Regions from separate parts of the Homo sapiens genome. Here region 1 is linked to region 2. A link is a loop called in an ENCODE intact Hi-C map of the cell type or tissue named here. Cell type or tissue: HepG2. All regions are shown on one strand. Links, peaks and the distances in the headings refer to the core of each region. The heading gives the core; the rest is flanking DNA. Region 1 holds the start of LOC105376420 (a long non-coding RNA gene). Region 2 holds the start of BEND7 (BEN domain containing 7).

Region 1 (15,565 bases), core at 4,735-12,734, 120 kb before region 2:
CATTCTTAAGTCCCTGATCAGTACTCTGGAGTAGGTGGATTGGGCATTTCCAGAGTGATGCATGACATTTATCTCTTTTTTGACATTTATCCTTCACCTAAGTTGGAAGATTCAGTGTCAAAAAAGAAATGCTTTCACTTAACCCTATCCCTAAGAGCTTTCCAATCTCCCTAGAGCAGGGTCAGTTTCCCCTTCCTGAGAAGCTTGTTCCAGACTTAGCAAGGCATCTCATGTATTCCCCAATCTACCCCCATGGGCACTGGGCTGTTCTAAACCAATTTCACTGGTAGGGTTCTTCCCTGCCCCACCCTCTCCATCCTCACCTAGGCCTCCTCCTTCACACTCTGTTACTGCTAAAAGTTCTTTCAGCAGAGAGGTGCTTACCACAGGAGTCTCCCTGACACTCTCCCATCCCCAGCCTGCCCCAAGGAAGGTGAAATCTAGGCAGCTTCTTACAGAATGTTCTCAGCAAGCCAACTGCAACTCAGAGTGATGGCTGGGAAAGCGAAGACGCAAGATTTCCTGCCAGGTGAATCAAAGGGACCTGATTTCTCCCAGGCACTGTAATTTACGGTTTACAAACCATCTTACATGTTAATTTTTTTTTTTTTTTTCCTGAGACAGAGTGAGACTCTGTCACCCAGGCTAGAGTGCAGTGATGCAATTAGCCCACTGCAGCCTGGAACTCCTGGACTCAAGAGATCCTCCAACCTCAGCCTCTCAAGTAGCTGGGGCTACAGATGTGTACCACCACATCTGGCTAATTTTTTTATTTTTGTAGAGATGGGGATGCGGGGTCTTGCTATGTTTCCCAGGCTGGTCCCAAACTCCTAGGCTCAAGTGAACCTCCTGCCTCAGCCTCCCAAAGTGCTGGGATTACAGATGTGAGCCACCTTGCTGGCCCCCATCTTGCGTATTAACACACATCATTAATTTGATTCTCATGTAAGTCTGGGGAGGTGGTTGTTTTACACAGATGGCAAAATAGAAGCTCAGGGATTAGGGGACTTATAGCTGGTCACACAGTAAATAGCTGGGCCAGAAATCAACTCCAGATCTTCAGACCTTTCTCCTAGTACCAGACAAGGGACTAACCTAATAAGACATAGTGAGTGCAGACATTTGCAGCAACTGCCCTTGCAATTCCAAAAAGATGAACTTACCCTCGAGAGCCTAGTGAGAAGGGAAAGGAGGAAGATGCCGGTGGAAGGAAGAGAGGTCTAAATGGAGCTCATTCTCTTGGCTTAGCGTCACTGCCCTGAGAACGTCAGGGAGAATTGTAATGTAGGTGAATTTGGACTACCTTTGATCTCTTCCTTCATCTAAGCATTTAGCATTACTGCAGTAAAAAGAAACCTGTATATTTTAATGTGCAGCATATTCTTAATCTCTCAGTAGAGATTGGGCGACAAAGCCATCTCATGGAGCAAAAGCATGGACTTTGGAGGAGGATAACAACAACCTGCCTATTTATGGAGCTCTGACTAGGTAACAGGGACAGTTCTGAGCACTCATTGAATTCTCATAGTAATCCTATGAGATAGGTACTGTCATTTGTTGTACAGATGGGGAAATGAAGGCACAGAGAAGTCAACTAACTTGTCCGAGGTCATACAGCTAGTAAGTAGGGGAGGTGGATTTGAACTAAGCAGTTGGGCTCCAGAGCCCAAGTTGTCAATGACTCCTCATAGTCAGGGATGTTGCTCAAACTCTGAGCTCCAGGAGCCTCATCTGTAAAATGGGGATAAATATATATCTTGTTGCCAGGCACAGTGGCTGGCTTATGCTTGTAATCCCAGCACTTTGGGAGGCTGAGGCAGGTGGATCACCTGAGGTCGGGAGTTCGAGACTAGCCTGACCAACATGGAGAAACTGTCTCTACTAAAAATACAAAACAAATTTCCGGGCATGGTGGTACACGCCTGTGATTCCAGCTAATCGGGACGCTGAGGCAGGAGAATCGCTTGAACCCGGGAGGCAAAAGTTGTGGTGAGCCAAGATCACACCATTGCACTCCAGCCTGGGCAACAAGAGCGAAACTCTGTCTCAAACAAAAACAAAAATTAGCCGGGTGTATTGGTGCGTGCCTGTAATCCCAGTTACTCAGGAGGTTGAGACAGGAGAATCTCTTGAACCCAGGAGGCAGAGGTTGCAGTGAGCTGAGATCACGCCACTGCACTCCAGCTTGGGTGACAGAGCAAGACTCCGCCATCTGAAAAAAAGAGAAAGTATATATATATATATATATATATACACATTTGAGTTGTTAAATGAAAGACTCTATGTATATTGCCTGGCACTTGGTAGGTACTCAGATATTGGCTGTTATTATTACAAATCAGCTCACTGTGCCTACATTTGTACATGTGAAGGCTGCCCAGTGGTTCCTTGGAATTCAAGCCCGGGTATAGGAGGATAAACGTCTCGTCTGGATCCTGACAGCATGTGGATAAGGAAGAATCTTAGCCCCACAAACTAGCCTGTGATGTTGGGGAAGTCACTTAACCTTCCTGAACATGCTCTCTGTTTTGCAAGGGAGAGATAATATTTCTCTTACAGGGTTGTTGTAAGAATGAAATGAGATCATGCGACCCAGCCTCAGATTAAGAACGTGTTAAGTAAATGTTAGCTCTTATTGTTAAAGGCACATTTTTGGCAAAGGAAGCTCTCAGGAATGGATAGGGGCTGGGTAAAATGAGGCTGAGACCTATTGGGTTGCATTCCCAGATGGTTAAGGCATTCTAAGTCACAGGATGAGATAGGAGGTCAGCACAAGATACAGGTCGTAAAGACCTTGCTAATAAAACAGGTTGCAGTAGAGAAGCCGGCCAAAACCCACCAAAACCAAGATGGCGACAAGAGTGTTCTCTGGTGGTCCACACTGCTACACTCCCACCAGCGCTGTGACAGTTTACAGATGCCATGGCAACGTCAGGAAGTTACCCTATATGGTCTAAAAAGGGGAGGCGTGAATAATCCACCCGTTGTTTAGCATATCATCCAGAAAGAACCATAAAAATGGGCAACCAGCAGCCCCCGGGGGCTGCTCTGTCTATGGAGTAGCCATTCTTCATTCCTTTACTTTATTTATTTATTTATTTATTTTTTTTAGATGGAGTCTCACTCTGTCGCCCGAGCTGGAGTGCAGTGGCACGATCTCTGCTCACTGCAACCGCCGCCTCCAGGTTCAAGCAATTCTTTTGCCTCAGCCTCCCGAGTAGCTGGGACTAAAGGCAAGCGCCACCACGCCTGGCTAATATTTGCATTTTTAGTAGAGATGGCGTTTTACCATATTGACCAGGCAGCTCTCGAAGTCCAGACCTTGTGGTCAGGCTCGTCTCGAATTTCTGACCTCATGATCCGCCTGCCTCGGCCTCCCAAAGTGCTGGGATTACAGGCGTGAGCCACTGTGCCTGATTCTTTACTTTCTTAATAAACTTTCACTTTACTCTATGGACTCACCCTGAGTTCTTTCTTAGGTGAGATCCAAGAACCCCTCTTGGGGTCTGGATCAGGGTCCTTTTCCTGTAACAGATGGGTGGCAACGTGAAAGCAGAGTGTGGTGGTGAAGGACCCCCGTTAGGGGGCACTATTTCAGCACATTTTCCAAAGGTTAATATCTAACGGTTAAAAAAAAAATTTGAAAAAGCTGATCTGTTCACTACCGTATTAAAAGAAGAGTGGTTTCACTCAAAACCCCCAAAAGGCGGTAACTGGAACATTGTGCTGTTTTATGCTCCCGTCTCTCAAGCCAGGCTCGTGCTTGTGATATCGGTAGTCCTAGTGCGTTAGAGGAGAAGGGATTGGGACTGAAGGTGTATTGTGATGTTTTGGCTGCAGCAGCCTGGGCCCTGCACTTCTGGTGTGTCAGGAGCTGCAGATCAAACTGAAATCTCCAGGATTCAGGCCCCATCCGGATTTGCCTGGAGGGCTGTTGGGGCAGATCCCAGGCCTGGCACCAACCCCGAAAGGCAACTTTTAGCCCAGCAAGGCCACACATCGTCCTCCCAGACCTTCCTCAGGATCTTAGGAGTACCTGAGAACCTACACCATGGCCCCATGCTGGGGCGCTGGGGGTGATTCAGGCTTCTCTCCTCTTTAGGGAGGAAGAGCATAGCACAGGGGCTGGATTGACGTCCTGCTTGGCCACAGGCATGTGCGTAGGAGGCAGGACTGGGGTGAGGCACCTTCCTGGGGCTTCCAGGCTTTCAGAGGTGGAGGCAGCGCCTATCCTTGTGGAAAACCAGTGTTAGAATTGGAGGAAGTTTTGCGTACTATGGGGTTGCTGAGAGAATCACAAATACCCATGAAATGTCCCAGAAATGGTGAGAGAAGCTTTTGGGTGGCTGAGGCACTCAAATGGTAGACAGGGTTGGAGCCAGAGAACTGTTTCTTATAACTTTAATGGGGGATGTTTGGTTTGGGATCTGGTCTCTGGCAGCAGGCAGAGTCCCCACCCTCCCGTTGAGTGATCACCCAGAGGTGAAAGAGCTGAAGGCCGTGAGTGAACGTGTATATTTTTGCTGCAAGCAAGAGGTAGCCTCCAGGCTCTGGAAGCTCATCTTGAGGTCACTGGTTTGGTTTGGCTTGCCACGAGGGCACTCTTTTTGCTCAGTAAAGCCCAGATCAAGGATTGATCACCAAAGATGCGAGTGGCCAAGGTGGCAAGCAATCTGATTTTTATTAGGTTTCTTGGGACAAAGCTATGCCTTGCCCACCTTTTCATTCCCTTCTCCACCTCTCATTGGTACTAATATATGTTTTTTTTGTTGTTGTTGTTGTTGTTTGTTTGTTTGTTTTGAGATGGAGTCTCACTCTTGTCGCCCAGGCTGGAGTGCAGTGGCACAGTCTCGGCTCACTGCAACCTCTGCCTTCTGGGTTCAAGTGATTCTCCTGCCTCAGCCTCATGAGTAGCTGGAATTACAGGCGTGCACCACCATGTCTTGCTAATTTTTTAATTTTTAGTAGAGACAGGGTTTCACCATGTTGACCAGGCTGGTATTGAACTCCTGACCTCAAGCGATGCATCTGCCTTGGCCTCCCAAAGTGCTGGGACCGCAGGCGTGAGCCACCTGATCATCCTCGTTGATCACTGAGTAGATTCTGGAGTCCAGAAGTAGTGCCCAGTGAGGCACTTTCTTTCACTCTCGGTCTCCAGGAGCTGGAATGACACCTAGATTTGGGCTCTGCGTCCTCTCAGCAGGGCTGGCTTCACACAGAGCTCATGCTCAGAAGGACCCTGGACTTGGTTAATGCTATGCTGCTGCCATCTTGGAATTTTTCATTTTTCTTATTTTACAACTTAAAAAAATTGTGATAAAATATATATAATATAGTGATTTGCCACAATTAACAAGAAAGCATGCACACACACGCAGTTTTATATGTGTATGTGTGTGTGTGCGCTTTAATTTTTATTTGTGAGACATTTTATTTTAATTGTGAGACTGTCTTTTTTCTGAGACAGGGTCTTACACTGTCACCCAGGCTGGAGTGCAGTGGCGTGATCACGGTTCACTGCAGCCTCAACTTCCTGGGCTCAGGTAATCCTACCACCTCTACCTCCTGGGTAGCTGGGACTACAGGCGTGTGCCACCACACTCAGCTTTTTTTTTTTTTTTTTTTTTTGTAGAGATGAGGTTTCGCCATGTTGCCCAGGCTGGTCTCAAACTCCTGGGCTCACGTGATCTGCCTGCCTCAGGCCCCCAAAGTGCCGGGATAACAGGTCACCATACCTGGCTATTTTCACTATGTCTAAGTGTACAATTCAGTGGCATCGATTCCACTCATAATGTTGTGCAACCATCACCACTATCTATTTCAAAAACTTTTTGTTGCTCCAAATAGAAACTCTGTACCCATTAAGCAGTGACTCCCCATTTCCCCTCCCCTCAGTCCCTGGTGTCCTCTAAAGTACTTTGTCTCTATGAATTTGCCTATTCTGGGTATTTAATAGAAGTGGAATCATGCAATATTTGTTCTTTTGTGTTGAGCTTATTTCTCTTGGCATAATGTTTTTGAGGTTCATCCATATTGCAGCATGTGTCAGAATGTCATTCCTTTTTATGGCTGAAAAAGCTCCCATCATATGGATATACCATTTATCCATTTATCTGTTGATAAACACTAGAGTTATTTCCACCTCTTGGCTGTTGTGAATGGTGCTGCTATGAACATTGGCATACAGGTATGTATTTCAGTCCTTGTTTTCAATTCTTTTCTTTTCTTTTCTTTTTGTTTTTTTGAGACAGAGTTTCCCTCTTGTCGCCCAGGCTGGAGTGCAATGGTGTGATCTTGGCTCACTGCAACCTCTGCCTCCTGGGTTCAAGTGATTCTCCTGTCTCAGCCTCCCGAGTAGCTGGGATCACAGGCGTGTGCCACCACACCCAGCTAATTTTTTTGTATTTTTAGTAGAGTTGGGGTTTCTCCATGTTGGTCAGGCTGGTCTCGAACTCCCGACCTCAGGTGATCTGCCTGCCTCGGCCTCCCAAAGTGCTGGGATTACAGGTGTGAGCCACTGTGCCTGGCCTCCTGAATTACCTCTCCTTTATATGGCTCAGCCTCGATGACCAGAAATTAACCATCACCTCTATCTTGGGGCCCACTTAAGGTCTGCTGGTCTTCCTGTGGACAAACGTGGTTTACTTGTCTGTATGTGCCACACTGTGGAAGAAGAGTTTACTTAAGACCATTAGCTTGAGGACTGAAACCACCGAAACCCACATAAGCTTGCTTATGTCTGCATTATATGACTACTACCATGTGGTCTTCGTAACATGACTTTACTATTCCACTGTCTTTACCAATCTATTTGTCTGTTCTCACATTGCTATAAAGAAATGCCTGAGATGGGGCAACTTATAAAGCAAAGAAGTTTAATTGGTTCACGGTTCCACAGGCTGTACAGGAAGCATAGTGGCTTCTGCTTCTGGGGAGGCCTCAGGAAACTTACAATCATGATGGAAGGTGAAGGAGAAGCAGGCACGTCTTACATGGCTGGACCAGGAGGATGTGGTGGGGGAGCTGCCAGACACTTTCAAACAACCAGATCTCATGAGAATTCACTCACCATCATGAGAACAGCATGGAGGGGAAGGTGCTAAGCCATTCATGAAGGATCCACTCCCATGATCCAATCACCTCCCATTGGGACCCACTTCCAACATTGGGGATTATGGTTCGACATGAGATTTGGGCGGGGACACAGATCCAAACTGTATCAACCAACATGATTTCACTGTGGCAGGAAACACTTGCCCAGAAAGCTAAAGATTGCAAGTAACTTTAGTGTTTGTTTTAGGAATTTCCCCTGAACTTACTTAAAACTGCCTAACTTTGGTAGATTGCAACAAATGACTGTTAACTCACCTTGCTATCTCCATGATCTTGGATTATATCATGATCCTATTCAATCTTAGACTTCCCCACACTGAAAGACCTTCCTTAAACCAGACTCTTAAACATCATAAACACTCTGAATTTATCTGTCCCACTCAGACATTGTTATGACCACCAGGGTAGTGCTTTTTCTTACTGCCATGAGCTTTGCTTTATCAACATGTTGCCTTGGTGGTATTTTATGGGAGCCAGCATTCGATAAGCTGCAATTTTCTTTTCCACACTATGTAGTTGCTCCAATCCTATTTTATCCAATATTCATCCATCCATCCAGCCAGCCAGCCAGCCACTGATTTATTTATTCATTCAACATATATTTATTGAGTGCCTACTATATGTTCAGCACCCTTAGACCCTGGTTTAGTGATGATGGATGATGTTACAGCCCTTGTCTTTACAGCGTTCACCCTCTCCTTCATCATTACGTCACTTTCCTGCTGCTAGGTGAAGGGGCCCAGAATATGCCACTTTGGTTTAAGGATTATTTTGAGCTGAAGGCAATTGGGAAAATACAGCCACAGGAAAAGCTCTCTGTCCTTCTTCTTTCTGCCTAAAAGCAGGCCACGTTTCCCTTTGTAAAGGTAACATAAATTTCCACTTGTAAAGGAATTGTGAAGTGGTGCCTCTCTCCAATACCAGAAGAGGAGAATAACTGTTAATCACTGGAGATGACTTATCACTGGAGACATTACCAAGGTGAGTCTGCCTAACAAATCCAACTATTCATCCCTTATCTACTGTACATTTCTTAGTTATCTTTCCACAATTTACCACTCCTAGAAGCCTAAATGATCTGCTTTCCTTTGTCTAGTCACTTCACAATTTATCACCCTTTGTTAAAATGGTATATAAACCCCTGAGTCTGACTACTTTTTTGGGGTCTTCTTCTTTTTTGTCTTTTGAGATAGAGTCTCACTCTATTGCCCAGGCTGGAGTGCCGTGGCACAATCTCAGCTCACTGCAACCTCTGCTTCCCAGGTTCAAGTGATTCTCCTACCTTAGCTTCCCAAGTCAAGTAGCTGGGACTTACAGGTGCACATCACCACACCCAGCTAATTTTTGTATTTTTAGTAGAGACAGGGTTTCACCATGTTGGCCAGGCTAGTCTTGAACAACTGCCCTCAAGTGGTCCACCCGCCTCAGCCTCCCAAATTGCTGGGATTACAGGCAAGAGCCACCGTGCCCAGCCTGGGGTCTTATTTTCTGTGAGGCCTCCTGTGTAAGAAAAAATATTAGCATCAAATAAAATTATTATATATTTCTCTTGTTAATCTGGCTTTTATCCATTTAATTTGCAGGCTTCAGTAACTGAACATAGGAGGGTAGACAAAATGTTTTTTTTCCTCTATGTAGGGAACATGGAGACTAAGAAGTACTTTCTCCTTGAATTGATTTGTAAGTGGAACTTTCCAACAGCAAAACAGCTGGATGTTTGTGCTTTTAAAATCTGGACTCTGGACTTGATCTTCAGAAGAACAGGAAGCAAGGTGTTTGCACTGAGTTTGACATGCACAGTAGTGATTAATTGACTTGTCAGTGCTGGGCTTTCTTGCCTCTAAGGTCCTGCCTCTTGCTTCTTTTGCCCTGGTGTTAATCCCATGCAGCTGGTGCAGAAACAGAACCAAGAGCTTGGAAGTCACAAGGTGGCGCCACCCCAACTAGGACTGTTCTTTCAAAGCCCAGTGCCCAGTTGGTGAAATGACCCACCAGCATTGCACAGGAGAGCCCCAGAGAGATATGTCCAGGATATACGATCAGTCTGGTAGGTAAGGGGCCCTTATCAGAGGCTTTGCCAAGAGATATGACCTGCCAAGCTGGTTTGTAAACCAGCTCTAGCTGCTTCGGAGTGATCGTGGTATATCTGGATGAACACAAATCTGGACACTCAAACGAATCTCTTGATGTTGGTTTTCTTTCAATTTAAAAAGATATTTTGTCTGGGAATGTGGTTCACGCCTATAATCCCAGCACTTTGGGAGACTGAGGTGGGCGGATCACTTGAGGCCAGGAGTTCAAGACCAGCCTAGGCAACATGGTGAAACCCCATCTGTACTACAAATACAAAAATTAGCTGGGCGTGGTGGCGCATGCCTGTAATCCCAGCTACTTGGGAGGCTGAGGCAGGAAAATTGCTTGAGCCCAGGAGATGGAGGTTGCAGTGAGCCAAGATCATCGCACCATTGCACTCCAGCCTGGGCAACAGAGTGAGACTCTGTCTCAAAAAACAAACAAACAAACAAAAAAAGATGTTTCACTTTTCTTCCCTTTTTATCTTTTTTTTGCAGCTGGTTCTTAGATATTCTCCAGCCCAGCTTATTTATCTTGTGAGCTTCAGGCAGCTTACTCTTCCCCCAACCTCTCCCATCTCTCCTTTCCCATGTGATTACATCTTTCCTTGGTAATGGAGTTTTGACTGGCCTTTTGTATAACGCTAAGTCACCATGAGACAGAATGTTTCCCTCCATATTTTTATCAGGCACTTTTGTTTCCTGAGCTGTTTTTCTAAGTGTGTGTGTTTCTGGTTTTGCTTCTGGTTGGCAAATAGGTCCGATATTCAGGGAGAAGATTGGATACTATGGTGTGTCAATTGATCTTTAAAAGAAATAAGCAAAAGTTGATGACATGCTGAAGCTCAGGGCCAATGCAGATCTGCCTCCCAAGAGGCCAGTTTCAATTAAGGAGATTAAAAGTCCCGAGTGCACAGAGGCTCGGTCACGTGTTTCTGGATGCCGGTCTCCTCCAGCAGCCTGAGAGCAGGCAGTGGAGTCCAGAGTGCTGGACTGAGCCCTTTGGGCCAATGTCAAGATGATAAACAATAAGGAGAGGATACTAAAGGAAAAGCTAGCTGATGGGACTCAGTGATTCCTCACAGGGACGTACTAGCAGCGTGGGCAGACCTTCCTTCTACAGGACTGACTTGCTTGGTGCAGGGTGTTTGGCAGGGCTATCCTCAACGCCATCAAATATCCGAGTGGCTCTGGATCCAAGCCACTGTGCCGACCAACCCAAATCCAACCCTAAACAAAAGTGATGCCCCTGCACATTTCCTAGTGGACAGATGCCCCCTTGGTACCCAACAGCCCCGCCTCTGATTTGCTCTCTACGTGGAGAGGAGGTCTTGTGTGACTCCCAGGTAGAGAACTGATTTGCCTTGTCCAGACCCTCCTCTCAGGATTCTAGGGTTCCGTGTTCCCTGACTGCCAGGGGGCTTTGTAGAGCCTCAACCACTGAGGGGCAAGGGCAGGGGTGACAGAGGAGGGAGAAGGGTGGACTGGCAAGGCCTGGCTGAAACTGAGGTGGGAGAGAGGGGCTTTGGCATCGTATAGACAGGGCTGGACCTATCTCTGACTCTTATGGGCTCTGCATTGGCCCTGAGCTTCAGCATGTGATCAGCTTCTGCTTATTTCTTTGTAAGACAGTTTGGTATACCAGATGTCAAGTCTGAGCCCAGACTGAAAGTGAGCTTCACTTTTGAAGTTTCTAAAAAAGAAGCCACCACCCACCTCACGGGTGTTATGCCAAGCTCACAGGAGGTGGTGTGTGTACATAAAGTGCACAATAGTCCCTTGCCAGCCCTCCACTGTAGGCAGCTATCCAGTGACACTAGGCAGGCAGGTGGGGGCACAAATCCCACTCAGCTCCCTGGATGTGTGGTCTGAATGTTTGTGTGCCTTCAAAATTTCTGTGTTAAAATCTTAACCCCTGAGGTGATGGTATTAGGAGATCGGCCTTTGGGAAGTGATTAGGTCCCAAGGGTGGAGTCTTCGTGAATGGAATTGGTGCCCTTATAAAAGAGGCCCAAGGGAACCCTCTCACCCCTTCCACCCTGTGAGGACACGGCATAAAGGCACTGTCTATGAAGCAGAAGGCACACCCTCACCAGACACCAAATCTGCCTTGATCTTGGACTTCTTGGATCTCCAGCCTCCAGAACGATTCGATTTCTGTGTTGAGAAGCCACCCAATGTATGGCGTTTTGTTACAGTAGCCCTAAGATACCAGAGCTGGTGATTTGTTTTAGAAGCTGACAGATCAATGTATTTTGAGGGTTCAGTGAACATGCCCTGTCAACCATGAATGCTGTGCAAATGTCAGGTCTGTGGGATAGCACAGGGGCAGGAGTGAAACAGGGCCATAAACAATAAGGAGATAAGGGAGGCAGGGAAGCAGGAGGGACTGAGCTGGGCCTTCAGGCTGGGTCTGGTTGGTCCCCGAGGGCAGGAAGGAGTAGGAGCATTTCAGGCGGGGGAGTAGCATGCGGCTGGTGGAAACCACAGGTATCTCTTGGGCAGGAAAGTTAAGTGGGCTGGGATGAAAGCCAGTCGGACAGAGGCCTGTGGATGGGAGCAACTGCAAAGACACGCTCAGGTTTCCCAGGCAAAGGACAGGAGCCCAAAACCACAGTTAGCCCGGTCTTGGGGTGAGATCCTCATGCAGGCCCTCTTCCTTCTCTTTGCTGTCTTTTGGTTACTTTCTTATTACCAGGATGGCCTCGAAAATGGAGTGGGAAGAGGGTGGGGTTCTACATGAGTCTATGTCAGGGCCTGGCTGCTTGTTTGGTTATCTAAAGCGGGGGTCACCAACACCTGGGCCATGGACTGGTACTGGCCAGTGGCCTGTTAGGAATCAGGCCCACACAGCCAGAGGTGAGTGGCGGGCGAGCAAGCAAAGCTTCATCTGTGTTTACAGCTGCTCCCCATCGTTCACATTACAGCCTGAGCTCCGCCTCCTCTCAAATCAGCAGCAGCACAAACCCTACTGTGAACTGCGCAGCCAGGGATCTAGGTTGCACGCTTCTTATGAGAATCTAATGCTTGATGATCTGTCACTGTCTCCCGTCACCCCTGCATGGGACCATCTAGTTGCAGGAAAACAAGCTAAGGGTTCCCACTGATTCTACATTATGGTGAGTTGTAGAATTATTTCTTTTCTTTTTTTTCTTTTTGAGACAGAGTTTCACTCTTGTTGCCTAGGCTGGAGTGTAATGGCTCAATCTCGGCTCACACCAACCTCCGCCTCCCAGGTTCAAGCGATTCTCCTGCCTCAGCCTCCCAAGTAACTGGGATTACAGGCATGGGCCACCATGCCCGGCTAATTTTGTATTTTTAGCAGAGATGGGGTTTCTCCTTGTTGGTTAGGCTGGTCTTGAACGCCTGACCTCAAGTGATCCACCCACCTCAGCCTCCCAAAGTGGTGGGATTACAGGCGTGAGCCACCACACCCGGCCTAGAATTATTTCATTATATATTACAATGTAATGATAATAGAAATAAGGTGAACGATACATGTAGTGTGCTTGAATCATCCTGAAACCTTCCCCCACACCAGGACAACGGAAAAATTGTCTTCCATGATACTGGTCCCTGGTACCAGAAAGGTCGGGGACCACTCATCTAAAGGACAGGAGGCGCTGCTGTCAAAAGCACCTGCTTCAAGATACAGAGGGTGGCAGAGCCCCATACCCTCAGGGGCTGGGAGGTTCATGCACTTGCCCGAGGTCACTGGGTGGTTAATGGCAGGCTGGTTTCCTGCTGTCCCGTCAGGAGGTCCTTCTCCTATATCCCCAGCCTCGTCCCTATTTCTCCCCAGATAATTGAGAAATGAATGGCCAGAGCTGCAGGCCTAGTTTTGTGGTAAACAGTTGGAACAGCCCGGGCACAGTGGCTCACGCCTGTAATCCCAGCATTTTGGGAGGCCGAGGCAGGTGGATCACTTGAGTTCAGGAGTTTGAGACCATTCTGGCCAACATGGCAAAACCCCATCTCTCCTAAAAATACAAAAATTAGCCGGGTGTGGTGGCGTGCGCTTGTACTCCCAGCTGCTCAGGAGGCTGAGGCAGGAGAATTGCTTGAACCCGGGAGGCAGAGGTTGCTGTGAGCTGAGATCACACCATTGCACTCCAGCCTGTGCACTAGAGCGAGAATGTGTCTCAAAAAAAAAAAAAAAAATTAAATGTAAGTCAGATGCTTACGGAAGTCTTGAAACACCTCCTCCACAAAGGAATATCCCAAAAAAGTAGTTTAAAAACTATTTCAGTAGAATACAGGCTTAAGAAGGAAAAATGACTTCTACCTAATTGTAATAATAGTGAACACATACATAGCACTCAGGCACTGCTCTGAACGCTCACAAATTAACACGTTTATTCCACAGAATAACCCTATGAGGCAGGCACCAGTATTATGATCTCCAGCTTACAGATGAGAAAATCAGCGGACAGAGGATTAAATGATTGGCACAAGGTCACACCACTAAACCAGGGCCATGGGAGGTTGAGGCTGCAGTGAGCCAAGACCGTGCCACTGCACTCCAGCCTGAGTGACACAGCCAGATCCCGTCTCAAAAATAAACAAAAAACCCAAACCTGAGACTAAAAGCCAAATTCTCAACTTCCAGGGCACTATCCATTTGACTATTCCAGAAAGCCCCTTACTAAGGGTGCCGTTGGCAGCTGAGGGGCTCACGTTGGTGGCTGGACATCCCCCGCGTGGCCCTTGCAGCTGGAGAGAATCCCTGCATTTCCCGGGCTCCAGCTTTTTCCATGTCATTTTATCCTTAGTCAGTGACTGAGACCGCTGTCTCAGCAGGGCTTCTCAAACTATCAGTGGTAAGGACCCAGGTTTGTTTTTTTTTTTGAGACGGAGATCTCGCTCTGTCGCCCAGGCTGGAGTGCAGTGGCGTAATCTTGGCTCATTGCAACCTCCGCCTCCCGGGTTTAAGCAGTTCTCTGCCTCAGCCTCCTGAGTAGCTGAGATTACAGGCACATGCCACCAGGCCCAGCTAATTTTTGTATTTCTAGTAGAGATGGGGTTTCACCATCTTGGCCAGGCTGGTCTTGAATTCCTGACCCCGTGATCCACCCGGCTCGGCCTCCCAAAGTGCTGGGATTACAGGTGTGAGCCACCGCGCCCGGCCAGGACCCAGGTGTTTATTTGCAGTGGGCTCTAGTATGTGATGAGAAATTGAAATTTTTGTATTAAAAAACCATAGAAAATATAAGCTCGTTTCTTTTTTATGACTAGATTCTTGCAACATAGCATTGGTCTGTTAAATGTGTGTGGGTGCTCCTGAACGCTTACTCTCACTTTCTGTGTTTGCCTCATTGTGGAGCTGGAAGTAATCTTTTGGGTCTCTTTGAGTGGCACAGTACTTTTTTTTTTCTTTGTAGAGATGGGGTCTTGCTCTGTTGCCCAGGCTGGTCTCAAACTCCTGGCCTCTAGCTATCCTCCCACCTTGGCCTCCCAAAGCACTGGGATTACAGGCATGAGCCACTGTGGCCTGTGAAAAGCACATCCCTGCCAGCCTCTGCAGTGACAGATTCTGAAACTTCCAGAGACAAAATGTCACAAGCACTAACCCGGCCAGGTCCTGGCTGGACCTTTCCCTGTGGTTACCTTGGAGGGAGAGGAGTTCAAGGCCATTTGGTTACCTCTCTCGCATTGTGTACCAGCAAAGCACAGGCCTTAGAAACTCAAGAGCAAATGCATTCCCCTCACTCGTGAGCCGTGTGAGCTTGGGGCAGGTTCCTGACCTGTCTGTGCTTCAGTTTCGCCATCTGGCAGATTGAGAGAGGGTGATGCCTTCCGCTCAGGGAGGCAGTAAAGGTGAGATGCGATCGTGCCTGGAAAGTGCTCAGCACAGTGTCTCGTTACTCTCTGTTCCTCTTTGTCCACAAAAGGACTCGAGTTAGGGCTGCTGGGAACAGGTGGGACTTGGGGGAGAGGGCGGCGTGGCTATGAGCCTTATAAGAACAATGTGGCCCTCTTGAACAAAATGTCAGAACAGAGGGTCTGGGTGGGCATAGCCTCCACAAATCCACATGTGAGTGAGGATTTCCCAGGAAAAACTTCCCCCAGCCAGAGATTGTTGAGAGAAAGGTAGGAGCTCAACTCAACCTCAGACCAGTTGGCCAAGAAGCCTCCAATTTCACACCCTCCACTGAGATTTGCTGGGGAGGAAGCCTGATGCTGTGTCTCCAGGGTATCTAGGACAGACGTGGGGTGTGTAAGCACCAAATAACCGGTCAGTCTGTGGTTTCTGGATTTGGCACCATTAGCTTCAGAAGCACTGTCTTGGGGTGTAGAGCTCAGGATCAGGACACCTCAGGCCTCTGAATCATCATGCATAGGGCAGCTGCAATGGCCCAGGTGTTACTATGCTCAGGCTG
Region 2 (15,565 bases), core at 5,080-13,079:
CTCCCGGTGCCCTAGGCGCCCCCGCGGCCCCCGCTCATGCCGGCCCGCGGGTTCCAGACGCCGCCCGCCGCAGCCCAACTTTCCGTTGGGAGCGGGCCGGGCCGGGGCGCGGCGGCGGCGGCGGAGGCGGGGGGCGGCTCGGGGCGGCCGGCCCGCCTGGGCTCAGCCTGCGGTCGCGGCGGCGGCGGCGGCGGCCCCGAAGACGCGGCGGGCGGGCTGCGGGGAGGGCGGCGGCGGGTGCAGAGCCGGCCGGGGCGCTGACCGCCCCCGCGGGAGGAGGGGCGCCGGCGGAGGGGGCGGTGCCGCTGGGACCCCAGGGCCACCTGCTGGCGGAGCCCGGCCGCCGCCATCCCCGGGGGCCGCCGCCGGCCTGGCCGCGCGGCGCCCCGAGGAGGCGCGGAGGCCGCGGCGCAGCGCCCTGGCCCGGGCCCGGCCGGCCTGCCTGCCCCCGGGGACGACGCCGCCGCCCGGGCCTCCGCTCGCAGACCCCGCTCGCTGGCCTCCCTCCGCCGCTTGCTGGGCCGAGCTAACTCCGTGCACCTCGCCGTGGGGGCGCGGACCGCCCCGACAACCACCTCCCCGCCCTCACATCCCGGGCGCCCCGGGGCCCGACGCGCTGATTTTAAGCAAGTTTTAGGGGGAAAAAACTTACCCATTTGCGCTCTCTCTAGAAGGACAGAGAGGAGGTTTTAGAATATTGTGGAGAAGAATATAGTAGAGAGCTCCCATTCCCTAACCCAGGCTGGGCGGATTGTGGAAAGAGCCGAGTCACATTCAAGGAGAGCACTTGGAATGGGGGGCTTGGTGGCCCTGGGGACTCTCAGGAGGCCATGGTCAAGGCAGGTGCAGGGCACTATGCTTCTCCACGTCATATGTCGGAATCATGGACCCAAACACAAAGCGCTTAGTAGTTATGTGTAATATTCTTTTCGGGGGATCAGAGAGCGCACTTCAGGCACCATTTCTTTCTCACATCTTTCGAGTGGGCCAGGAAAAGAATTTCACACTACCTGGGAATGGTAGGACAGGAACATGACGGGACATGCGTGAAAGTATCTGCCAAACCCAACCAGGAAGAGGGTAAAGAGTCGGGGGATGGGGGGGCTACCTCTCCGGCACGGGACAAAGGCCAGTGGCCCCAAAAGAGTAGAGAGGAAAAAGGGGAGGTTGACAAATGTGATGAGTGTCACGTGGGTCTCACCCAAATGAGGCAGCCGCTGAGGAACCGCTCTTATTTCAGGGACACAGAGTAGGACAACTGCCGAGGAAGGGGGACATTGAGGCAGCTTGCAGAAACACACATGGAGAAACAGAACCAAAGAGCAGGGTAACCAGCAAACCAGGCAGTGGAGGCAGGGATGGGTACCCATCCCGAGATCTTGGGTGATACCAAAGGCGGCACATCCGGAAGGCTGGTTATACCTAGCGTGGAGGGGAGAGGGAGAACTGTTTCTTCCGTTCAATAAAGCAAACCCTTCAACAAGAGGTTCTTAACCTTTTTTAGTCACTGTTTCCTTTGAGATTGTGTTCAAAGCTCAAGGGCCCTTTTTCCCAGAAAATATGTATGGGACATATAAAATTTAGTATAGATTTATTGGAGTTCTTAGACGCGCTTTGCTGCTCTCAGAAAATTAGTGGTAACAGTGATTAAAGCAACTACCCTATTTGGGTTTCTTCCTTCCCTGCCACCCCTTTCTTTAAAATCAGGCATTAAAATCTGAAGATGTTTTGGATTTTTTTTTATTTTTTATTTTTTGAGACAGAGTCTCATTCTGTCGCCCAGGATGGAGTGCAGTGGTGCGATCTCAGCTTACTGCAACCTCCACCTCCCGGGTTCAAGCGATTTTCCTGCCTCAGCCTCCCAAGTAGCTAGGATTACAGGCATGGGCCACCACGCCCAGCTAATTTTTTGTATTTTAGTAGAGATGGGGTTTCGCCATGTTGGCCAGGCTGGTTTCAAACTCCTGACCTCAAGTGATCAGCCCGCCTAGGCCTCCCAAAGTGCTGGGATTACAGGCGTGAACCACCACGTCCGGCTGTTTTGGATGTTTTTAAAGAAACAAAGCATGCAATTTTGTTCCCCAGGCTGGGATCCATTCTTTCTTTATGTAATGCCTTTTAAAATGTTATTCTCAAAGCCGTAAGGCTAAGTTCTACACTGACTGAGGAACTTCCCGGATCGTTCATGCTTTGGAGCATATAATGAGATTTTATTATGCTTAAACTATGACGAACCCAGTGAAGGTGTCATCCCAAGAAGTAAATCCCTGGAGAAGGTATTAACAACTTAGCATTTTCAGTTCAAGTGGGAATGCAAATTCCATTTACTGAAGAGAATATTTTTGATATAGTTAAGAATAAAATATTTGAGTAAGAATATTTTTAAATAGTAGTCATTTCTCCTTGACCCTTTTTAACCTGGCTTTCCAAAGTTGGTCTATGAGTGAGTTGGCCTGCAGAGGACACAGGCTACGCTTGTCTTATTAGCTTTTAGAGAAAATAAATGTCTGTTTACTCTGCATTTTGTGCAAATCACTATGCTCTTATCTAACAAAAATGTATATATCACATTTAGTATTAAAATTAATAATAATGTTTAATTAAAATGAGGTTGCTTGGGGCCAGGTGTAGTGGCTCACACCTGTAATCCCAACATTTTGGGATACAGAAGGATTGCTTAAGGCCAGAAATTCAAGACCAACCTGGATAACATCCTGAGACCCGGTCTCTACCAAAAAATTAAAATATAAAATAAAACATAAAGTGAGATTGCTTTAAGTAGCAGGTATCCATATAGTAGCTGATCCTTATCCTTGGGGAGTATGTCCAAGACCTTCAGTGGATGTCTGAACCTGAGGATAGTACCGAACCCCGTATATACTATGTTACCATCAAACCCCATATATACCGTGTTTTTTATTGTTTTATGTTTTCTAATAACCAAGCCAACAAGTGACTAACGAGCAGATAGTGCAGACAATGTGAATACGCTAGGCTAAAGAATGATTCCTATTCTGGGCCGGAAGGAGCAGGTTGGCTAAAGATTTCATCATGCCACTCAAAATGGGGCACAATTTTAAATTGATGCATTGTTTATTTCTGGAAGTTTCCATTCAATATTTGCAGGCCATAGGTGACTGCAGGTAACTGAAATCATGGATAAAGGGGGACTACTGTATTAGCCTGTTCGGGCTATCTTAACAAATACCACATACTGGGTGACTTAACAGCAGCTTATTTTCTTACCATTCTAAAGGCTGCAAGTTTCAGATCTAGGTCTGGCAGGGTCAGTTTCTGGCGAGGGCCCTTTTCTTAGCTTGCACACCACTACACTTACATGGCATAGGAAGAGAGCTGTCTTTCTCTCCCTCTTCTTGTAAGGCCACCAATCTTATCAAATTAGGGCTCCGCCTTTATGATCTCTTTTAACCTTAATTACCTTCTATTAAAGGTTCAATCTCCAGATACAGTCACGTTAGGAGTCAGGGATTCAACATATGAGTTTGTGGGGGACACAAATCAGTCTGTAGCCATCTTGTTTTCACTCAAATATAATGTCTGTATTGAGGGGTCCTGGAAAGTTTTCTAGGGGATCTACTGAAGTCATTTCTTTACCCCATTCTTTCCAATTTTAGTATATGTGCTGCCGAAGCTAGCACTCTTTGCCTCATTCTTAAAGGCCCCCTAAAGTTCCAGAACCACAGGTTTATGTGTTACTGGAGATCAGAGATAATTGGTCAAATATTCAATGACATCACGCAGGGCAAACATTTTATTATATGGCCATGCTTAAACCCACTTGATTATAAAGATTACATGTTGGTTTCAATCTTTGACAAAGCCAGATAATTTGGCCAGAAAACCTGAAGTAACCTTACCGCTAATACTTGAAATGCTCTTCCTGAAAACTGTCCTGAGAGGAATAGCATTATGAAAAGTTTCATCTTTATTTAGAGCTCTGCTGTCGAATAGAAATACAATGCAAGCTATGTATGTAATTTAAAATGTCCTATTAGCCACACTGAAAAAAGTAAAAATAAACAGATGAAATTCATTTTAATAATTTATCTTATTTAACTGAATACATTAAAATATTATCATTTTGACACATAATATGAGAATATTATTATTGAGATAGTTTATATGCTTTTTGTTATACAAAGTTTTGAAATTGGTATGCATCTTACCCTTAGATTACAAATCAATTCAAACTAGCCAAATTTCAAATTGTCCATAGTCACATGTAGTTACAGGTGACCATACTGGGCAGCTCAGATTTAGAAGGAATGTATGATTTGAACCATGCTATGTACGTAGATGTAGTATGTCTACAACTTGATTACTGTTTAACTGTTTTATTAATACACCTCAGAAAGAAGATGAGCAGAATGGAATTATTGGGCTTCAGGCTTTTTATAATCTTTGATTGGATTTTCTGGAATTGAATATCCTGTCATTAAATAGATTCTGGGAATCCTTCAGGAAGATTTAATATGTATAAATATCCACTTTTCAACATTAGGACAATCACCCATCAGACGGTCATGGAAGGAATAGATGCCCTCCTTTTAGCTGCCGTTTCCCAAGTGTTGCTGGCCTAATGCAGTTTCTACACCCGTTTACTTCATTGGTTTTGGTGATTGTAATTTAAGAGAAAGGAGGCAGTATTTATAAGATATTTCATAAGTGAAAATGAGAGTTGGAATGTTCCACAAATAATATTACCTTATATTTTATATGGGGCTTCTTTTACAGCTCAAGCATAGGTATGCATTATCTAACTCTTAATAGTTCTATGAGATTGGTATATATTAATATTCCAATTTTGCAAATGAGAAAAATCCATTCTGAAGACCATTTTTTAGTGAAATTAGAATGGTCTGCTGTTTCCTGACTCTTAAATATGATGCATGAACCTTATTTTTTTTTACTTGGTTCTTTAAAATACTTTTTTTTTGTTCTTTTTAAGATCTACCTTATATATGATAAGGAACACAAACCTTCAGTGGATATCTCAATTAATTTGTTTTACTTATATATACATCCATGTATCCCCCACCCTGATGAAGATTTAGAACTTTTCCAGCACACCAGTAGGCTTCCCTGAGGCCCCTCAAAGTAGATAGCCCCCCAAGGAAACCACACTTCTAACCTCTATCACAATAGCTTGGGTTTGCCTGCTCTTAAACCTCATATAAGTGGTGTCATAGAGTGTGTGCTATTTTTTGTCTGACTTCTTTTGCTTAATGTTATGCCTGTGAGATTCATTCATGACATTGGCTATAGCAGTAGTTCATCACTTTTCATTGCTGTACATTATTTCATTATAAGAATGTAGCACAATTTTTAATTTACTGTCGATGGATATTCTTGTACATTTTTGTTCATGTCTTTTGGTGCACATAAGCACACTTTATCTCACATATATCCATGAGTAGGATTGCTGTATTATAGTATATACATTGTTTAGATCTAGTAGACTACTATTAAAATAGTTTTTCTAAGTAATTCCTTTCTTCTTTTTTTTTATTTTAGACTGAATCTTGCTCTGTCACCCAGGCTGGAGTACAGTGGTGTGATCTTGGCTCACTGCAGCCTTCGCCTCCTGGGTTCAAGCAACTCTCCTGCCTCAGCCTCCCTAGTAGCTGGGATTACAAGTGTGTGCCACCATGCCCAGCTAATTTTTTGTGTTTTTAGTAGAGACGGGGTTTTGCTATGTTGGCCAGGCTGGTCTCGAACTCCTGGCCTCAAGTGATCCACCCGCCTTAGCCTCCCAAAGTGCTGGGATTACAGGCATGAGCCACTGCACCCAGCCATTTTTCTAAGTAATTCTATCCGTATATACTCCCACTTACAGTGTATGAGAGTCCTAGTTATCTCATATCTTCACCAACACTTGATATTATCAGTCCTATTAATTTTAGCCATAGTGAGAGGGTGTAATGGTATCTTAGCTCACTGGGATTTTAATTTGCATTCCCCAATTGTCCAATGACATTAAGCACATTTTCTTATGCGTATTGGTCATTTGGACATCTTCTTTTGTGATGAGCACTTTCAATCTTTTGCCCGTTCAAACATTTTTGAGTTGTTGGTCTTTTGAAAATTATTAGGTTGGGCTGGGCATGGTGGCTCAAGCCTGTAATCCCAGCACTTTAGGAGGCCGAGGCGGGCAGATCACCTGAGGTCAGGAGTTTGAGACCAGCCTGGCCAGCATGGTGAAGCCCCATCTCTACTAAAAATACAAAAATTAGCCAGGTGTGGTGGCAGGCGCCTGTAATCCCAGCTACCTGGGAGGCTGAGGCAGGAGAATCGCTTGAACCCAGGAGGCAGAGGTTGCAGTGAGCTGAGATCGCGACATTAGCACTCCAGCCTGGGGGACAAGAGGGAGGCTTCATCTAAAAAAAAAAAATTATTAGGTTGGTGCAAAAGTAGTTGCAGTTTTGCCATTTGAAGTTCTTTTTATATTCTAGGTATGTATTTTGGAGGATATTTGTATTACAAATGTCTTCTCACAATCTGTAGCTCATGCTTTCATCTTAATGTTCTTAATTTTAATGAAGCTGAGTTTACAAATGTTTTTATGTCATGTTAAGAAATTTTCTTCTATCTGTATAAACTTTTCTCTTAAGCTTGAATTTATCAGTGTATCAGTTTCCTGAGGCTGCTGTAACAAGTGACTACAAACTTGGTGGCTTCAAACAATAAAAATTTGCTATTTCACCATTCGAGAGGCCAGAAGTGTGACATCAGTAGCCCCGGGGTGAAATCAAGGCAACCTCCAGGCTGAGGTCCATCCAGAGGCTCTCGAGGAAAGTTGTGCCTTGCCTCTTCTTGTTCTTTCCTCTTCTCTTCCAGCTTCTGCAGGATGCTGGCATTCCTTGGATTATGGCCGCATCACTCCAATCTCTGCATTGCTCTCTCTGTCTTCACATCACCATCTCCTGTTCCTGTGTGTGCAAGTCTCCTCCTCATCTCTTATAAGGACACTTATAATGACATTTAGGTGTATGTAATCCAGGATAATCTCCCTTCACAAGGTCCTTAACTAATCACACCTGCAAACCACCCCCACCCTCCCCCCGCCGCCCTTTTTTTTTTTTTTCCCCAAATAAGGCAACATTCACAGTTCCAAGGATTAGGACGTAGAGATCTTTCAGAGATTCCTTTTTCCTCCTCCCAGTCAAATTGATTCTGGAGTAACTAAACCCCGAGACAAGACAGTGATATTGCAGATGAAATTCTGGCTGGGTTTAGGGAGACTTGCTTACCACTCACCATGCAAGTTTCTATTATTTGTAAGCTTCAGTTTCTTTTCTATAGAAAGAATAACATGTGCCTTATCAACTCCGCCAAGTTGTTTACAGGTGAAATCCTGCATGTGAAAGTGATTTGAAAAATTCAAATTTATGGTCATTTGGTGTTAGTCCATGCCATACCTGAGGGGAAATCGAGCACCTTACCATGATATTGCAATTCTCATTGTTGCAATTGAATGAAACTCCTAGGTAAGTAAATACCTCCTGCAGCATTAGAAGTATTCAGACTGCAGGCAGTGTTAACCCGAGTTTTATCCCAAACATTTGTGACAGTGTAGCATGGGAGTTTATGGCATACACTCTGGAGACTTCCTGGGTTTGAAACCCAGGTTTATCACTTCGTGGTGGTACAACCCTGGCCAATTCTGTATCTGATACACTATATTACCCTACTCATACTATACCCAGGGAAAATTTAATGTAAATAATTGTTAAGTCTTAGAAGACGGTTAGTTACTAAAAGGTAATGGAGGCGTCTAAGGGGTACAGAAGTAGCAGGTGCACAGAAGCAGCCACTGCCTCTTGCTGAGGGAGAGGGGATGCTAAAGGAAGGAGGGAGGAGGAGGGAGGAGGAGGGTCCCCTCACCCCCCACCCCCAGGCAGGGATTCAGTCTTATTTTTTAAGAGCACACAGGCTGCTGCAGGCAAATGACTTTCCAGAAGGTGAGGGCCAGAGCTAGTCTGCAGAAGCAGCTACCTGTAAGAACACTGTGGCCTGAGCATGCAGCTGGAGCTCTGCCAAGGTGGCCCCTGAGCTCCCACACTGAACAGGAACAATGGAGGACCAGATCCTGCACAGGAAGGGGCTTCCCAAGACTGTGGTCCTGCGGCGTCCCTCTGGTGCCCTCTGTTGACAAGACCTAATGTGCCGCCAGCTCCAGGGTCACAAAGCAGGGTGGCTCTGGAGCGGAGAGGCAAGCCATTAAGGACTGGTAGTTCTATATTCTTATGCCTTGTTTTCTTCACCTGGAAACTGGGACACTAATTGTACCTCTCACATATTGTGAAGAGTGAATGAATTGATGCACTTAAGTGCTTACCCCCGGGGCTAGTGTGATCTATGTCAGCTCTTCCAGTCGGCTCTTATTCATTCAAGATACCAGGCCTGTGGGATGAGCTAATATAAAAAGACAAGCGAGGCACAGCCTGTGCCCTCATGGAGCCTCATCTCTAGTGCCTTTAAGAAGATTGTCAGATCTGGCCGGACACAGTGGCTCACGTCTGTAATCCCAGCACTTTGGGAGGCCGGGGTGGGTGGATCGCTTGAGCTCAGGAGTTGGAGACCAGCCTGGCCAACATGGTGAAACCCCACCTCTGCCAAAATACAAAAATTAGCCTTGTGTGGTGGCTCATGCCTGTAGTCCCAGCTACTCAGGAGGCTGAGTCTGGAGAATCGCTTGAACTCTGGAGGCAGAAGAAGTTGCAGTGAGCCAAAATTGCACCACTGCACTCCAGCCTGGGTGACAGAGGGAGACCCTGTCTCAAAAAAAAAAAAAAAAAAAAAAAAAAAAAAGATTGTCAGATTTGAGCTGCTTCCTGCTTTATTGATTAGGGATTAATACGATCTCAAAGCTTACCATTAGGAATTTAAAGAACTTCTTTCCACAGTATAATAAGTTTTTGTTTTCTTTTCTAGCTCTTTCTAGCAGAGAAGTGTATCTTTGTGTATCTTTGATTCCTTAGAGAATCAGTGCCAAGTAAATGAATTCATTCCTTCAACCAGTATCTATTGACTACCTAGGATGAGCCAGGCACTCTTCTAGACTTGGGGGGCTCAGAAGTGAACAACACAAAACACATTTTCTGTCCTCGTGGAGTTTAAATTCTAGGTGGGAAGTGGGGGGAGATAAATAATAAATAAACTAAAAATGTAGCATCAGTGATAAATACTGTGAAGAAAAAACTGGGAACAGAGATAGACTTGATTCTTTCCCAAGCCTCACTGTCCCAGGCATGTGAACCAGATCGACTCCATCTTGAATGGGAGCTGGGTAAAATGAGGCTGAGACCTGCTGGGCTGCATTCCCAGACGGTTAAGGCATTCTAAGTCACAGGATGAGATAGGAGGTCGGCACAAAATACAGGTCACACAGACCTTGCTGATAAAACAGGTTGCAGTAAAGAAGCTGGCCCAAGATGGCCCCGAGAGTGACCTCTGATCATCTTCACTGCTACATTTCAGCGCCAGGACAGTTAACAAATGCCATGGCAACATCAGGAAGTTACCTTATACGGTCTAAAAAGGGAAGGCATGGCCGGGCGTAGTGGCTCACGCCTGTAATCCCAGCACTTTCGGAGGCCAAGGCGGGCGGATCATGAGGTCAGGAGATCGAAACTATCCTGGCTAACCCGGTGAAACCCCGTCTCTACTAAAAATACAAAAAAAAAATTAGCTGGGCATGGTGGTGGGCGCCTGCAGTCTCAGCTACTCAGGAGGTTGAGGCAGGAGAATGGCGTGAACCCGGGAGGCGGAGCTTGCAGTGAGCCGAGATCGCGCCACTGCACTCCAGCCTGGGCTACAGAGCAAGACTCCGTCTCAAAAAAAAAAAAAAAAAAAAAAAAAAAAAGACAGAAAAAAAGAAAAAAGAAAAAAGAAAAAAGGTGGAGGCACAAATAATCCACCCCTTGTTTAGCGTATAATTGAGAAATAACCATGAAAATAGGCAACCAGCAGCCCTGGGGCTGCTCTATCTATGGAGTAGCCATTTTTTTATTCCTTTACTTTCCTAGTAAACTTTCACTTTATGGACTCGCTCTGAATTCTTCCTCTCTTGGAGTCTGGACGCGGACCCCTTTCTTGTAACATCATTATGGAAAAAGAATGTGGGTGGTGCTGATGGTGGTGGTAGTGGTGGTTGTGGTGTGTGTGTGTGTGTTTCAGTGCCAGCTCCATGTCTGTAATTCTCTATCAGTGTGGAAGTCAGAAATTCCCGAATCTCAGGAGAGCCTGTGCTGGGAAGTTTTTCCTTTGCACATAGAGATTTTGGTTAAATTTGAGGGAGGTTCTCCTTTTAAAAAATCTTTCCTTCATATTATGAACATGTTCAGTCCTTCAGCACATTCAGATGCATTAGCAAATACCCGGTGGGTCATGAAGTCCTCTCCCAATGGACAGTCTTTATTCTCTCCCGACTGCCCAACTAAGGCAATCATATCTGAAGCGCTGCTAAACCCACCGCAACCTCCGCCTCCCAGTTCAAGCGATTATCCTGCCTCAGCCTCCTGATAAACCCAATCTTTTTCACCTGTGCCGACATCGCCTTCAATCTGAACAGGCCCTCCATGTTACATTCTCTTTTTAACATTCTTCCTTTTTTAAATATGAATATATTTATATCAGGAATGGCCAATCTCCAACCTATGAAGTAAAGCTAGAAGTTTTAGACTAATCACTTTCATTTAATTCCGCCATTCCGAAGACCTTGGAAACAGGTCTGAAAATCAATCAGAGGAACCACAAATTTAAAAAGTGTTAGTTTGATATGTCTGAAATTAATGCCTTAATTTATTCACCACAGAGTGTCTTCACACATCGCTGTTTTCTGTAATTTATACCATATACTGTCTACTCAAGTTAATGTGTGAAGCACAGTTAAATTATACCTAAAAAGGAATATGAAAATTATCTACAAGACAGTGACGGGAAGAGGGTCTAAGTAGGAGTAATGGGGCAAAATTTAAATGAGACAAATTGTAATAGAAGTTTTAGAAAAACTGTCAGGTATTTCAGCCTAACTGGAATAAGCTCCTCGGAAAAAGACTTCAAGACATTTAGAGTACTGGGAATGGAATGGACAGAGCTCTAGAAAATATTTCTATAGGGAATGTGTAATTGTCCATGTGGCCTCAAAACCAGAGTAGATAATCAAATAACCTTTTTATTTTTATTTTTATTTTTATTTTTTTTTTGAGATGGAGTCTTGCTCTGTTGCCCACGCTGGAGTGCAGTGGTGTGATCTCGGCTCACTGCAACCTCTGCCTCCTGGGTTCAAGTGATTCTCCTGCCTCAGCCTCCAGAGTAGCTGGGATTACAGGCATGCACCACCACGCCCAGCTAATTTTGTATTTTTAGTAAAGTCGGGGGGGTTTCTCCATGTTGGTCAGGCTGGTCTCGAACTCCCAACCTCAGGTGATCCACCCGCCTCGGCCTCCCAAAGTGCTGGGATTACAGGTTCAAATAACCTTTTATGTGTCTCATATCTTCAATTTTCAATCTTTGGTTAATCATGTCAAGGAAGGTTTGGGACAAAGATCAAATGAACAATTCTAGAGGAAAGAGAGACGTATTTTGTCAATATGATTTCATTTTGTTCTTTTTCCTGATGTGTATAGCATGCTGGCACTTTCATTCATTTTCTTATGGCTAATTTAACTCTAGTGGAGGTTGCCGAACTGACAACTCAGGAGACTGAAGTCTATTATACACTTGCCCGACTTTGCACTTCAGTCTCATTCTAAAGGAGTCTGCCTTAAGAACTGTCAAGGCAAGAGAATCTCTGTGATTCCATTCTGTTTTATTTTTGAGAGCAATCATATTATACTAATTAGTATTTTTATTTTTATTTTTTGAGACAGGGTCTTGCTACGTTACCCAGGCTGGAGTGCAGTGGTGTGATTTCAGCTTACCACAACCTCTGCCTCCCAGGCTCAGGTGATCCTCCTGTCTCAGCTTCCGGAGTAGCTGGGACTACACACGTGCACCGCCATGCCTGGCTAATTTTTGTGTTTTTAGTAGAGATGGGGTTTCACCATGTTGGCCAGGCTGGTCTCCAACTCCTGACCTCAAGCTATCTGCCCAGCTTGGCCTCCCAAAGTGCTGGGATTACAGGTGTGAGCCACCACGCCCAGCCACTAATTAGTATTTTTAAATGTTAGCAATTTGGAGGTTGCATTCATTAATTCACTCTCAATGCCTGCTTATGTCCACAGCACTTTGTTCTAGGTTCCAGCCCCTGTAGGAAATGAGGGTATCTAAGAGATTGCTTCGGCATTCAGTGAGTGCATAGGTTAGCAGGCTGTTAAGATGAGAAGGACCTGCTGTGTTTCACATCAGACACCACATCAAAAACACTAAAAGCAACACGGAATGGAATTCAGACAGGTCAGTGTTTGCGGATGGGGAGAGGGGACATGCAGGAAGAGGTTGCCAGGTCGGGTGAGTCTAGGTTTATTTTCCTCGATGAGATTTAACAGACTTGCTTTAACTCTGCAGTCATATTTCAGTAGAATAGCATTCTTTTCAAACAGAGTAGAAGATGCGAAATAATTTTTGGAATTCTTCAGTGAAAAGAAAAGCAAGCTAGTCCCTCACCTGCTCCTGCCTGAACCTTCACCCTGAAGCCCCACCCTGCCCTACTTCTCTGAACACACCCAAAATGCCTCTTCTTGTTTCTCTGCTCTGATCTCTGAGATGCTCTGAGTTCACTCAGGCTCCATCTCATCATCGACCCAAACTCCCTGTTCGGGACCCCATACTATTCAGGCAATGGGGAGTGGCTGTGTGCTTCCATGCACCATGGGGACTGCTGTTGAGCTGAGCAAGCACACTCCTTAGTCTGGACTGACTGCGGGGACCAAACAGTCTCTCATTCTCTGTTGCCCAAGCTGGAGTTTATTGGTGCCATCTCAGCTCACTGCAACCTCCACCTCCTGGGTTCAAGTGATTCTCCTGCCGCAGCCTCCGGAATAGCTGGGACTACAGACATGCGCCAACACACCCAGCTAATTTTTGTATTTTTAGTAGAGATGGGGTTTCACCATGTTGGCCAGGCTTGTCTTGAACTCCTGACCTCAAGTGATCCACCCGACTCAGTCTCCCAAAGTGCTGGGATTACAGGTGTGAGCCACCATGCCCGGCGAATGTTTTAAAATTGGAAGGAAATCTACATTGCCAAATTGAGAAAACTTAAAGACCAAAGATGCTACAATAAAACAAACTACACTGACTAGGAAAATTTAAAGAGTGATAGTGGTAGGCATCACAAAAGTGCTCAAAAAGCTCATGATTTTTTTTCCTGAAAAATCTAACACAGACTGAGTAGAAAAGTGAATATTCAAAGTGATAAATACAGTCTAATGTGGCTAACTCACTTTCTTATCTTCAATCCTGATTATTCTTAGAAAAAAAGAAAAAAGTACTCTCACCCCAATTCTTAGCAGATATTGAAACTACAGCAGTGTAACTTCATATGACTAAATAATTGTTTAAAAGCTAAATGGGGCTGAGCACGGTGGCTCACTCCTTTAATCCCAACACATTCGGATGCCCAGGCGGGCGGATCATCTGAAGTCAGGAGTTTGAGACCAGCCTGGCTAACATGGTGAAATCTCGTCTCTACTGAAAATACAAAAATTAGCCAGGCATGGTGGCACGTGCCTGTAATACCAGCTATTCAGGAGGCTAAGGCAGGAGAATCACTTTAACACGGGAGGTGGAGGTTGCAGCAAGCCGAGACCATGCCACTGTACTCCAGCCTGGGCAACAGAGCGAGACCTCGTTTCAAAAAATAATTAATAAAATAAAACATTCCTGCAAGTATTTTGCTTTGAAATTCCCAATGCCTTTTCCAGGGAATAAGAGGAGACTTTGAACTCATCTATACAAGTAATGCTGACAAGTAAATTTTCGCAGGGTTCCAACCTCATCTACTCTTTAAGCATAAGCTGACTTGATCTCTGTCTGTAGTACACCAATAAAACACTTTCAGCTACCTAAGCATCTTCATGCTTCAGACTGCCTCTGTCTGACCTGCCGTACTTAGAGGCTGACTTTTAAATATTCTGATGTTTTAGGTATATTTTTGTGGGCAACTCAAGAGGCACTATGTACCTGAGAATTCTCATTTTAAGCATTAGGTATTCCTGGTTGATATTCTGTCACCAAATGTCATAAATTAGGGTTACAAGATCTAGGGGGTGAATCAAACAGGAACACCCAGTTAAATTTGAATTCCACACAATGAATACTTTTCTAAAAAGTATAAGTATGTCCCATGAAACATTTGGTTCATGCTTTCTACTAATAAATTATGCATTCAAATTGAACTAGGTGTCTTGTATTTTATTTGGCAACCCTATCGTAAATGGGAAGTTCTACTCCTGCAGCTTGCTCACCCTTCATTTCCCAGAACTTCACCCAGGGCTCAGAGTTCAGAGTGGAGTGGGGTTGGGGAATAGAAGACAGGATACTTGACACTCATTGCCAGGTCCTTGGCAATTTCCAGGCCTTTGAAATTGGTGCTGAGATGTCAGGTCCAACGAGGGGGACCCCAGGATTAAGGTAGCCTCAGTGATGAGATAGCTCTCAATTGGATGAGATACCCATCCATTTAAATCAATACCAATTTATCCAAATAGGCAGCAATATATATCGGTGAATAGCTGGTCCCTGAACTGTTCATCTGGAGTCAGGCCAAGGTATATATATATATATATATATATATATATATATATATATATATATATTATATATATATATATATATATATATATTATTTCTTGCTCTGCTGCCTAGGCTGGAGTGCAGTGGTGCCATTTCGGCTCACTGCAATCTCCACCTCCTGGGTTCAAATGATTCTCCTACCTCAGCCTCCTGAGTAACTGGCACTTCAAGTGCACACCACCATGCCCAGCTAATTTTTATATTTTTATATTTTTAGTAGAGATGGAGTTTCACCATGTTGGCAAGGCTGGTCTTGAACTCCTGATGTCAAGAGATCTGCCTGCCTCAGCCTCGCAAAGTGCTGGAATTACAGGCATGAGCCACCACACTGGGCCTAGACCATGGTATATTTTATGATACCCTAACTATAGAGATATAGATGAGGTTACCCATATTACTACTACTATTTAGGGAAATATAATTCCATGTGTAAGGTGTTGTTATGACAACATATACATATGTATATGTATATGTGCCTAAGGATTCCAGGTTCTCCCACTCATTGCCTTGAAAAAGAGAATTCTGTTGTCACCCATGCTGTGTTCCTGGGCCCAGAATTGTACAGGACTGGGTTAATGAAAGAAGGAGGGAACTAAATGAAGTCAAGGCCAGTTTAGTTGATAGAGAAAAGGCAGCAAGCTAGTCATCCAGGAGAAAAGAACAGATTCAGAAGTTGAGATGGGTAGGACAGAAAGAAGGATGCGGTGGGGTGCATGTGGGAAGGGGCATGGGAGGGAGAGGGGTAGAGAGAGGGATTACGGAAGAATAGGAAGAGAAAGAAGGGGATGTCCTGCTGGGCTCTGTG

Evidence for each region. A loop is a pair of places that touch in the nucleus more often than their neighbours do. Peaks named below come from ENCODE experiments on the same cell type or tissue, not always from the same donor. Only the 100,000 strongest peaks of a DNase experiment are listed, where the experiment ranks them.
Region 1: it touches region 2 in a loop (10-fold over the local background); 6 of 110 quality-filtered maps call a loop at or near these places.

Annotation. Positions count from the first base shown.
Region 1 is chr10:13,406,097-13,421,661 of GRCh38, forward strand. It overlaps LOC105376420 (a long non-coding RNA gene), which reads left to right and starts at 7,935. Exons shown (of 3, transcript NR_188196.1): 1 at 7,935-8,094; 2 at 8,752-9,160. LOC105376419 (a long non-coding RNA gene) reads left to right here. Exons shown (of 3, transcript XR_930671.3): 3 at 3,113-3,453. RefSeq lists enhancers at 4,040-4,546, 10,706-10,755. In HepG2, for the core only: a CTCF peak has its summit at 9,031 (motif pointing right); a DNase peak (open chromatin) is centred at 8,925.
Region 2 is chr10:13,528,780-13,544,344 of GRCh38, forward strand. BEND7 (BEN domain containing 7) reads right to left here and starts at 235. Exons shown (of 9, transcript NM_001369863.1): 1 at 1-235. It overlaps BEND7-DT (BEND7 divergent transcript), which reads left to right. Exons shown (of 2, transcript XR_930674.3): 2 at 1,241-1,485. In HepG2, for the core only: a CTCF peak has its summit at 8,157 (motif pointing left); a DNase peak (open chromatin) is centred at 8,142; H3K27me3 peaks cover 2,408 bases.